Linked DNA regions of Homo sapiens: region 1 is linked to region 2. The links are chromatin contacts, found by Hi-C in ENCODE. All regions are on one chromosome and are shown on one strand. The core of a region is the stretch at or near the end of the contact, and the rest is flanking DNA. Distances in the headings are between cores, read along the strand shown.

Evidence for each region. Hi-C counts contacts between places; a loop is a spot of excess contacts on that map. Pooled maps may share reads with other maps.
Region 1: a map of chondrocyte shows a loop between it and region 2 (4-fold over the local background). The contact joins the promoter of RUSF1-DT here to the enhancer-like site in region 2. A Hi-C loop is called at or near these places in 1 of 168 maps with a recorded cell type or tissue (chondrocyte) and 12 of 50 pooled maps.

Annotation. Positions count from the first base shown.
Region 1 is chr16:31,506,605-31,511,559 of GRCh38, forward strand. RUSF1-DT (RUSF1 divergent transcript) reads left to right here and starts at 1,860. Exons shown (of 2, transcript NR_186401.1): 1 at 1,860-2,432; 2 at 2,569-2,962. It overlaps RUSF1 (RUS family member 1), which reads right to left and starts at 1,787. Exons shown (of 13, transcript NM_022744.4): 1 at 1,470-1,787; 2 at 1,160-1,274. The coding sequence starts at 1,769. RefSeq lists enhancers at 773-1,488, 1,489-2,203, 1,768-2,337 and silencers at 1,498-1,557, 1,618-1,667.
Region 2 is chr16:30,995,850-31,001,060 of GRCh38, forward strand. STX1B (syntaxin 1B) reads right to left here. Exons shown (of 10, transcript NM_052874.5): 4 at 5,079-5,153; 5 at 1,653-1,726; 6 at 1,102-1,210; 7 at 834-907. Among named protein-coding and RNA genes, the nearest start is that of STX1B, 12 kb to the right of the region's middle. RefSeq lists a silencer at 1,526-1,595 and enhancers at 4,638-5,138, 5,139-5,211. Within about 2 kb of position 1,387, at least 24 of the 41 ENCODE cell types and tissues checked have a DNase peak (open chromatin) inside an H3K27ac peak, as active enhancers do.

The sequences.
Region 1 (4,955 bases), core at 610-3,109, 510 kb after region 2:
AACTCTGTCTCTACTAAAAATACAAAAAATTAGCGGGGCAGGGTGGCACATGCCTGTAATCCCAGCTACTTGGGAAGCTGAGGCAGGAGAATCGCTTGAACCCGGGAGGAGGAGGCTGCAGTGAGCTGAGATTGTGCCACTGCACTCCTGCATCCCAGCCTGGGTGACAGTGAGACTACGAGTCTGGAAAAAAAAAAATAGAGATGGGGGTCTCCCTATGTTGCCCAGGATGCCTCAGCCTCCCAAAGTACGAGGATTAAAGGCGTGAGCCACCGTGCCCGGCCCAGTTTTCTCAGTCTTAATGGTAAAGGTGTAAACAGGAAGCTCCTGTTTTCTCAAAAAAATCCAGAGAGGCTCACAAGGGATGTGGCCAGACTGATGCTACGAATGGAAAGCGCTTTTCCTTAGATCTATTAGGTTGGCTCAAATGTAATTGCGGGTTTTCCATTACCTTTAATGGCAATAACGACAAAGAAACCCCGCAATTACTTTTGCACCAGCCTAATAAATATCCCCTGCGAGCAGTAGTGAAAGACAAAGGACAGTGGCAAAAGCCATGGGGCCTCCTCGTGTAGAACATGTAACAATTTCCCTTTTCTGTTCTATTTCCCTCTCTGGGTGGCATGGTACCAAACTGTATTTTTTTTCCTTAAACAATTTTTTAAAAGCTGTACATATTCAGCAGATAGTCACTCTATTATTTACAGCATCATCTGGTATCCCAGAGCATACACAATACCTTCCATTCTTTCCAGGCTCTCCTCTCTCCTTCTCAGGACCAACTATATCTTTTTTTTCTGGAGCTCACCAATTTCCCCTATCCTGGGCAGCTGGCAGTTTTATTCCATCAATTGCATTCTTATGCAATCTTCCACAAAGAGAATAGGGATAAAGGGGAGGGGACGGGATTTGGGATCCAGATGATTGAGACTCAGAAGTCTGTGTGGGGAATGGAGTGCGGCTGCTAGGCTGGTGAGTGGGATGAGGGTCTTCCAGATGTGGGAAGTAAGACTGGGTTACAAAGCACCACTCTAATCACTGGGGAGACCTGCCTGAATTCTACCTAATGGGGCACGAGTCCATACATATATACACATAAGAGCCCAGCGAAAGCAGGGCTGAAAGCAGCAATACGTGAGGCTCCAGGGGTGCAGCTCACCTTTCACGAGCCAGGTGGCCGTGGCAGCTGAAACAGTGGCTTTTGCGTTCCCCACCCCTATGCCCAGCAAGACTGCCTGGGTGGCTAGGGAGCCGGAGAGGCTGGAAGCAAACGCCTGGAGAAGAAAACAAGTAGGGTGAGAAGCGGGCGTAGGAGCGTGGCGGTCTAAGTGCCTTCATCTGTTCTTGTTCTTGGTGTATGAGGCATGTCAGACCCCCCGCCCCCCGGGCTCCGAGTCTCAGTCACCCGTCCATTATTGGGGAGGGAGGAGTGGCCTGCACTGTCCTCTGCCCCAGACGACCGAGCTGACCTGCACGGAATCCCACAGCTGGTAGGGCAAGTAGTCCGGGCTGACGCTATCAGGGAAGCCCTGAGGCAGGAACACGGCCTGGAGCCCGGAGAGGGGCGGTGAGGGGGCCCCGGAAGCCCCCACTTCGCCCGCATCTCGTCCTTCAGGTTTGACCGTGAAGGCCCTGGAGAGCCCCCACCAGCGCCAGCCCCCGACCTCCCACTGCAGGCTCCCGTCCGCGGCGGCGCGGCAGCCCCGTGCCTCCCCGGAGCCGAACTGCTCGGAACACAGCGGGGTCTCCAAACCCGCGTCGTCAGCCATGCCGAGCTTTTGGATCCCAGCCCCGCCCCTGCCGCACGGTGGACGTGGCAGGCGGCACTTCCGGCTGGGCTACCGCGGCTGCAGAGGGACATCTTTCAAGAACAGGCGCCGGCCTCGGCGTCCGCCGCGCAGTTAGGAAACTGACTGTCGCTCTCTCCGGCCTCGGCGCTGCTTCGGACGCCCCGGCACCGGCCCCCGTTGCTTTGTAGCATTCTGCAGCTGGGCTGCAGGCGCCGTGGGCCTCCGCCAGTTGTGTTCGAGACGCGGTTCGGCCACAGAAGTTTTAGCTTGTGACTTTTGGCAAGTCAGTGGCCCTCTCTGGGCCTCAGGTGCCTTTTTTGCTGTGAGACCAGCGACTGTATTTTTAACCCTGATTTTATCCCTAGATCTACCCAACACATAGTAGGTGCTCAAAAGATATTTATGAGTGAATGAATGCATCATGAGAAGAAATTGGACCAGATGAGGCCCTGTGAAGCTGCTTGGGTCTTTTTTTGTTCTTTTTTTTTTCTCTCTTCTGAGTGTCCCTGGCCTGGACTAGAAATTCTCCATCCTTCGGCCTTCTGCGAGACTGCAGGAACATTACTTTTGAAGGATGCTAAGGAATCCGAGGGATGAAAAAAATCAAGAGATTGCAATGATGTCACAAAACAAGGAAACAAGGCAGGAAGTTCTTGTGTGTTTTTTTGCGGGAGAGAGTCCATGAAATTGGGGGGAGTCCAAAGAGGGAGTGTTTCTGTCCTTGGAACTCACCTTTTCTTCTTTCCATTTCTCCTCTTCTCCTTCCCATCTAGTGCAGCATCTTCACTCCGAAGCAGAAATTTGCCAAAAAAGCATCCTCTTTTTATCAGAAAATAAAATATCCTGGTTTCTTAGCCTGGCATTCTTGGATCCCCACAGTTTGATCCCAACCGACAACTCCTTATTTGAAACTTCAGATTCTCCCAAACCGTCACCTTCCTCGTGGACTTAATCCTGGAAGGCCCTTCTACCCCACTTCGCCTTATCTCACACAAACACAGTCTCTCTCTGACTGAGATAAACTTGAACACTTCTTTTCTTTTCTTTTTTTTTTTCTTTAAATTTCGGGTTTCAAAATACAAATGGCCTAATCACAACATTTCTGTAATGTTGTCTAAATTCAGGTACTGGTTTGAATAGAGGACAAAAATAAAACAAGGTTTGAAGACTAAGTACTTTAAAAACATATTTATTTAAATAGAGGCAGGGCCTCCCTATGTTGCCCAGGCTGCTCTCAAACTCCTGGCCTCAAAAGTGATCCTTGGGCTGGGCGTGGTGGCTCACGCCTGTAATTCCAGCACTTTGGGAAGTCGAGCCAGGTGGATCACTTGAGGTCAGGAGTTTAAGACCAGCCTGGCCAACATGTTGAAACCCCATCTCTACTAAAAATACAAAAATTAGCTGGGCGTGGGGGTGGTGTGGCCATAATCCCAGCTATCCGGGAGGCGGAGGCAAGAAAATCGCTTGAACCGTGCAGTTGTCATTAACTCCGTGTTTGTTATCTCTTTTTTACCAATGGTTTGCCAGTTTCTTCTACAAATACCTGTTGCTACCTATGTGCTCATTGGGATAGTGAGCAAAAACAAACAAGGGTCTTGGTCTTTTGGAACTTATATTAGGGAAGGATATTGATCAAATCATACAAATAAATGCAAAGTTGGAACTATTTCAATTGCTGTAGAGGGGTACATGTTATTTAATATGAGGACTTTTAGAAGGAGAATTGAGCTAATCAGTGGAATCAAGGGAAACTTTTTTTTTTGAGATGGAGTCTCCCTCTGTCACCCAGGCTGGAGTGCAGTGGCACAGTCTTGGCTTACTGCAACCTCCACCTCCTGGGTTCAAGTGATTCACCTGCCTCACCCTCCGGAGTAGCTGGGGTTACAAGCATTCACCACCACACCCAGCTAATTTTTGTATTTTTAGTAGAGACGGGGTTTTGCCATGTTGGCCAGGCTGGTCTTGAACTCCTGGCCTCAACTCATCTGCTTGCCTCGCCTCCCAAAGTGCTGGGATTACAGGCATGAGCCACTGTGCCCGGCCAAGGGAAATTTTTTAACAAAAATTTAAGTTGGGGTCTCTCTGTGTTGCCCAGGCCTCCCGCCTCGGTCTTCCAAAATGCTAGGATTATAGGCATGAGCCGTTGAGGCCAGCTGGGAAACTTTTTTTTTGAGGAAGTGTGTATTTAGCTGAGATCTAGAGTAAGAGTTAACTTGATTATGATGGGAAAATAATTTTCTGGAAAGAAGGAGCAGCATGTCCTGAGTGGGGAGGGAGCATGGTACCTAACATCCAACAAAGGCCGGTGCAGCAGAAGTCTAGAGCACGAGGGGCATGGGGAAAGGGCTGCTAGGGAGTTAGGGGCCAAACTGCAGGACATTGTAGGCCAAGCTCTTCTTCATCCTTAGGGTTAAGATTTATTTTTTATTCTATCAGTCAATCAATCAATCGATCGATGAGACAGGGTCTTGCTCTGTCACCCAGGCTGGAGTGCAGTGGTGCAATCATAGCTCACTGCAGCCTCAAACTCCTGGGCTCAAGTGATCCTCTTGCCTCAGCCTCCCAAGTAGCTGGGACTACAGGCATGCACCACCATGCCTGGCCAACTTTTAAAATTTTCTGTAGAGATGGGATCTCACTATGTTGCCCAGGCTGGTCTCCAACTCCTGGCCTCAAGTGATCCTCCCACCTCGGCCTCCCAAAGCTCTTGAGATTAAAGAATATATTGGTATATGTTGGAGTGGCACTTTAGAGAAGTAGTTGAATAAATTTAATTTTTTTTAAAAGACAGGTTCTCTGTCACCCAGAGAGTGCAGTGGTGTGATCACACTACAGTCTCACTACAGCCTCAACTTCCAGGGTTCAAGTGATCTGCCTCAGCCTCCCGAGTAGCTGAGACCACAGGCGTGTGCCACCATGGCTAGCTAATTTTTGTATTTTATTTTTGTAGAGACAGGGTTTTGCCATGCTGCCTAGGCTGGTCTCAAACTCCTGGGCTCAAGTGATCTGCCCACCTCAGCTTCCCAAAGTGCTGGGCTTATAGGCATGAACTGTGCCTGGCAGAAATTTAATGTTTAATTCTTATTTTCCATTTAGCTTATAACACTGTCAATAAATTATCCTTTCAAAATAATTTTGAGTTTCCTGGCACAGTGAAAGATCAAG
Region 2 (5,211 bases), core at 137-2,636:
ACTAAAACTTGTTTTAAAAAAAATATTCAAAATGTAGGCAAATTAGGCTGGATTCGGTGGTTCACGTCTGTAATCCCAGCACTTTGGGAGGCTGAGGCAGGCAGATTATTCGAGCCCAGAAGTTTGAGACCAGCCTGGGCAACAGAGGAAGACCCCCCATCTCTACAAAAAAAGGTTTTTTTAGGCCGAGTGGTGGGCGCCTGTAATCCCAGCTACTCGGGAGGCTGGGGCAGGAGAATCGCTTGAACACAGGAGGCGGAGGTTGCAGTGAGCTGAAATCTCGCCACTGTACTCCAGCATGGGTGACAAGAGCAAAACTCCGTCTTGAAGAAAAAAAAAAGAAAAAAAGTTTTTTTTAATTAAAAAAAATTTCTTTTAATGTAGGCAAATCAGTTCTCTGGTGAAACGACTTGCTTCAGTAGCAGAGTATGTCGTGTATCCTAGGGCTCGAGAGTTCTGACTCTGAAACTAGACAGGATTCAAGTCCTGGCCCTCTCCCTCGCTCTGAGATCTTGCCAAGTGATTTCATCTCTCTGGGCCAGTTTTCCTCATCTGTGAAATGGGGTTTCCTCGAAGGGGATGTGTGAGTATTAAATGAGTTGGTGGGTGAATGTGAAGATGGAAAGTGCTTAGAACAGTGCCTGGCACACGAACGACTCCGTCATCTGATGGGGGTGCCTTCCTGCTCCGCTCCCATGGAATTCCCCAGTTCCCGGCTCAGGCTTCCCGCTGCTCATTTTTCCAGGGTGGACTTAGGACCTTAGTTCAACCTGAACTTAGGGAGGGGAGGCAAAAATTTTCCAAAAGCAGAGCCCGCCCCACCCGCGGCTCACGTCATCTGTGAAGATGGCCAGCTTCCCGCTCTCCAGCATGTCTTCCAGTTCTTCGTTGGTGGTGGTCCTTCCAGCTGCGGGAAGAAAGGACTCCCTGCTCGGGGGCTGGGACAGCCTGGGGGCCTGAGGTGGGGTGATGGGGCGGGGACCTGGGGCCCACCCTCCCACGCCGCCTTAAGCCAGGGGCCCCCTCCAGAGAGGAAATGCCTGGAAGGGGGCTTGGGCAGCCTCAAGGAGTTCGGGGTCCTGGGGTGGGGGGCACACGCACTGATCTCCAGTTGCCGCTGGATCCGGTCCTTGCAGCGGTCCCGGTACTTGGACTGGGTCGCGTTATATTCGGTCATTACCTCCACGAACTTCCGGGACAGTGTGGAGTGCTACGGTGGGGGTGGGGGGACAGACGGATCAGGGAGGTAGTCAGGGATCAGGGAGGGAGTCAGGGAGCAGAGACCGAGGCAGGTGAGGAGGCAGTGCATGGGCGGAATAAGGAGGAAGCGCTGAATTAGTTTACGGTCCCTTCTTCAGCTCTGGCCGCGATCCCAAACCCTGACAAGTTCATGGTTCCCTACCCGCCCGGCACCCCCATCTTAGGCCAACACCAGCTAGAGACACTGCTACTGCGCTGAGATGCGGCTCGACCCCGCCCTCCCCGAGAGCCCCGCCCAGGGCCCCGCCCGCTCTAGCCTCGCCCCCAGAGCCCCGCCCCAGCCCTCCCTGACCACGCCCCCGCCGGTGCTTGGCCCTGGCCCGCCGGCCTCCAGCCTGGGCTCCTCCCGAGCTGGGTCCCGACCCGACCCCCAATGGGCTGCCGCCTCCTACCTGGGTCTTGCGGATGCGCAGGTCCGCGGAGGAACGGTTCAGCCCCTCCTCCTGTTCAATGCTTTGCTCGATCGCTGCGGGAGAGAGGGCGCAGCGATGGGCGGGAGACCCGGGGCACATGGGGCGAGGGTCCGGGGCGTACGAATGGTCAACACCCCGCGGCAGCGCCAGGCCCGGGGAGAAACGTCATCCCCAGGGCGAGTTGCGGGCAGCGGTGCCCCAGGGTGGTGTTAGGAGCCAGCAGATAAACAGACGAACAGACGTTTGAGGGGGTTCCGAAGGCAGGCAGGAAGGGATACTGAGGGTCAGAGGGTCACCAGACAGAAGGGGGCTATTTGTTCTAGTGGCAGAACTGGGTCTTGGAAAGTCCCATCAGTGGTAATTCCTGTCCAACTCCATGAGGGCGTGCCGGCCCAGCCCGCGTGAAGGGGCCATGTATGTGGGGTGCTCCCTACTTCCTACAGCCTCTGGACAGGGGGCAAGAACACAGCCTGCCTTTTTTCTGATGGAAGGCAGTCACCTCCAGGTGGATCAGGTTCTAGTGGCCCCTCTTTCCCAGGGGAATTCAAGGGCAAACACATGGATATTCCAAGGGAGAAAGCAGCCCTCTCCCTGCCCTGTAAGGTGATCCCCGATCCGGGAATTCCCACTTCTGAAGGACGTTCTGGAAAAGTGCACAGATTAACTGAGATTCCTGCTTCTGGATCAAGCACTCCTGACACTATCGTTCCGATTTTCTAAAAAAGAGATTGTGGCAAAATCTACCTCGGTGAGATCAGAAAATGCAGCAGGGATGAATCACCGGCCCTCTCAGACCTCACCAGCCTCCAGGCCATTCCTAAGAGCCTCACTCCTCCGTTCTGTTGGCAGTGGGGGAGGTACGGGGCCGGATGGCACCCCAAGGCTCCCCCGATTGAGTGACAGCTCTGGCTCAGCAACACATGGCCCAGGGATATTGGAATCGGCTGGCCCAGATTGGGGCCCGACTGTCAGCCTTGGGGCTGGGGTCAAGTCCGGAGGGAGGGGTCTCTTACAGGATCTCATTGACTTTTTACAACATTCCTGGGAGTTCAGTGATATCAGCTCATGTTTTAGACTAGAAACTCAGTTTCCAGTGGGCAAAACCACTCACTCAAGGTCACACCCAAAGCCTGAGCTCATGCCACCAGCTGGAAGAGGACTAAGAGAATCCTCTCTCCTTTCCTGGAGGTCTGAAAGGTCAGCTTCTCTAAACCACGGCCACTTTTCCAGCTTCTTTCTTGGTCTATTCCTGAACCCCTCACCCACAGAGCCCTCCCCAGGGTCTTACAGAGAGTGTTCAAGGTCAAGGCTTGATGGACCTAGAGAAACCATTGAGCCCAGGGGATTTTAAACTGCCAGCAGGAACCTTGTTTCTGAGAAGGAATTTCAGGGGCTGTTGCAGAGAATGAAGAGAGGTCAGGCAGGTAGGTGCTCCCAGCTCCAGCTCAGCTAGAACAACCTGACTTTTATGTTTTATATATTGGGATTCTTTGTATGACTTTGGAAAAAAAAGTATTTTGATGCCCTCCACCCCCCACCCCCAAAACAAGCTAATTTTGAAATTGCTTTCATTTGTCTTACTGTACTGATAAGGAAGCTGAGAGTAGGGGACTTGTCCAGGGTGAGCTGATGGTGGAGGTTAGACTCTGTCTGCCTGGATTTGCACTTAACATGCTCCCAGATTCAGACAGTTTCCATCCAGCAGACTCTCCTGAGTACAAAGGGCTTGTTTTTACAAATCCACATCTGAGGCTCACATATGGCCTCCCCTCCAGTCCAGAGGGCATGGAGTTACTACCCTTCTCTCTCTGGGCCAAGGTCAGTGTTCTCCAGGCCAGGTAGCTGATATAGCTCCTCTTCCCCAAAGCCTAGCAATGTGCCTCGGACATTGGAGGTGCTCAGCATATGTTTTCTGATACTGACTTACCAGGAGCATGCAAAACAGCATGCCAGTAACACTGCTATTTCCCTGGTATGAGCAGACAAGGAGGTTCCCAACCCACGGTGCTTTGGGGGAAGGTGGTTATTACCAGCACCCAAGTCCTTAAATTAGAGTGAATAAATGAACATTTGGCAAGTCCCTCTTGAAAGCTCGCCAGCCCCTGATGTCAGCCACACAAGTCCAATCTGTCCTGAGCCAAGGATACCGATTCAGAGGCATTTGCTGGGCCCACCCACTGGGTGCTCTGTGCCATGCCGGGGGCCTGCTCAGGAGAGATGAGGACTTAATGAAATCGAAGCCACTCGGAAGATCACCTTTTTCTGGTGAACCTTCATGCTGGTGGAACCAGCAGGGCTCAGATGCAATTTAGACAGTCTCCTTTCCCTCATTTCCTATCATATATCTTTCTCCAAAGAACTGGAGCAAGGGGGAAAGCTGGGGTTTTGTGCTTTCTGACTGTTTAATAATCTGGCTCCTGGAACTTTGTAGAAATTCCTTAGAGAAAGGCCTGTTTTGCTCAATGGATGGCAAAGTTCTTTTTTTTTTTTTTTGAGAAAGAGTCTTGCTCTGTCACCCAGGCTGGAGTGCAGTGGCGCGATCTCGGCTCACTGCAACCTCTGCCTCCCGGGTTCAAGTGATTCCCCTGCCTCAGCCTCCCAAGTGGCTGGGATTACAGGCGCCTGCCACCATGCCCGGATAATTTTTGTATTTTTAGTACAGATGGGGTTTCACCATTTTGGCCAGGATTTGGTTAGGATTTTGAACTCCTAACCTCAGGTGATCCACCCACCTTGGCCTCCCAAAGTTCTGGGATTATAGGCATGAGCTACCACGCCCAGTCCCTTTTTTTTTGTTTGTTTGTTTTTTGTTTTTTTTTTTTTTGTTTGAGACAGGGTCTCTATCTGTAACCCAGGCTGGAGTACAGCAGCATGATCTCGGCTCACTGCAGCCTCGACCCCCTGGGCTCAAGCGATTCTTGTGCCTCAGCCTCCCAAGTAGTTGGAACAGAGGCACGTACTACCATGCCCAGCTAATTTTTTTTTTTTGAAACAGAGTCTCTCTCTGTCACCCAGACTGTAGTGCAGTGGCGCGATCTCAGCTCACTGTAACCTCCACCTCCCGGGTTCAAGCAATTCTCTGCCTCAGCCTCCTGAGTAGCTGGGATTACAGGCGCCCGCCACCACACCCAGCTAATTTTTGTGCTTTTAGTAGAGATGGGGTTTCACCATCTTGGCCAGGCTGGTCTTGAACTCCGGACCTCGTGATTCACCCGCCTCGGCCTCCCAAACTGGCCCAGCTAATTTTTGTATTTTTTGTAGAGACAGAGTTTTGCCATGTTGCCCAGGCTGGTGTTGAACTCCTGGGATTGAGCAATTGGCCCCGCCTCGCCCTCCCAAAGGCCTGAGCCACCATGCTCCACCCACAATTCTTTTCCTTCCTGGTTGAGGGATTGTACTCCTCACCTTTCAATTTGGACCGAACCTTGTTGGCCGTCTTCTTGATGTCTGCAGTGAGATCCTCCAGCTCCTGTTTGGTCTCTGAGGGGAGGGCGAGGGCAAGTGAGATGTCTGGGTGGGAACCCCAGGCCCCTTCTCC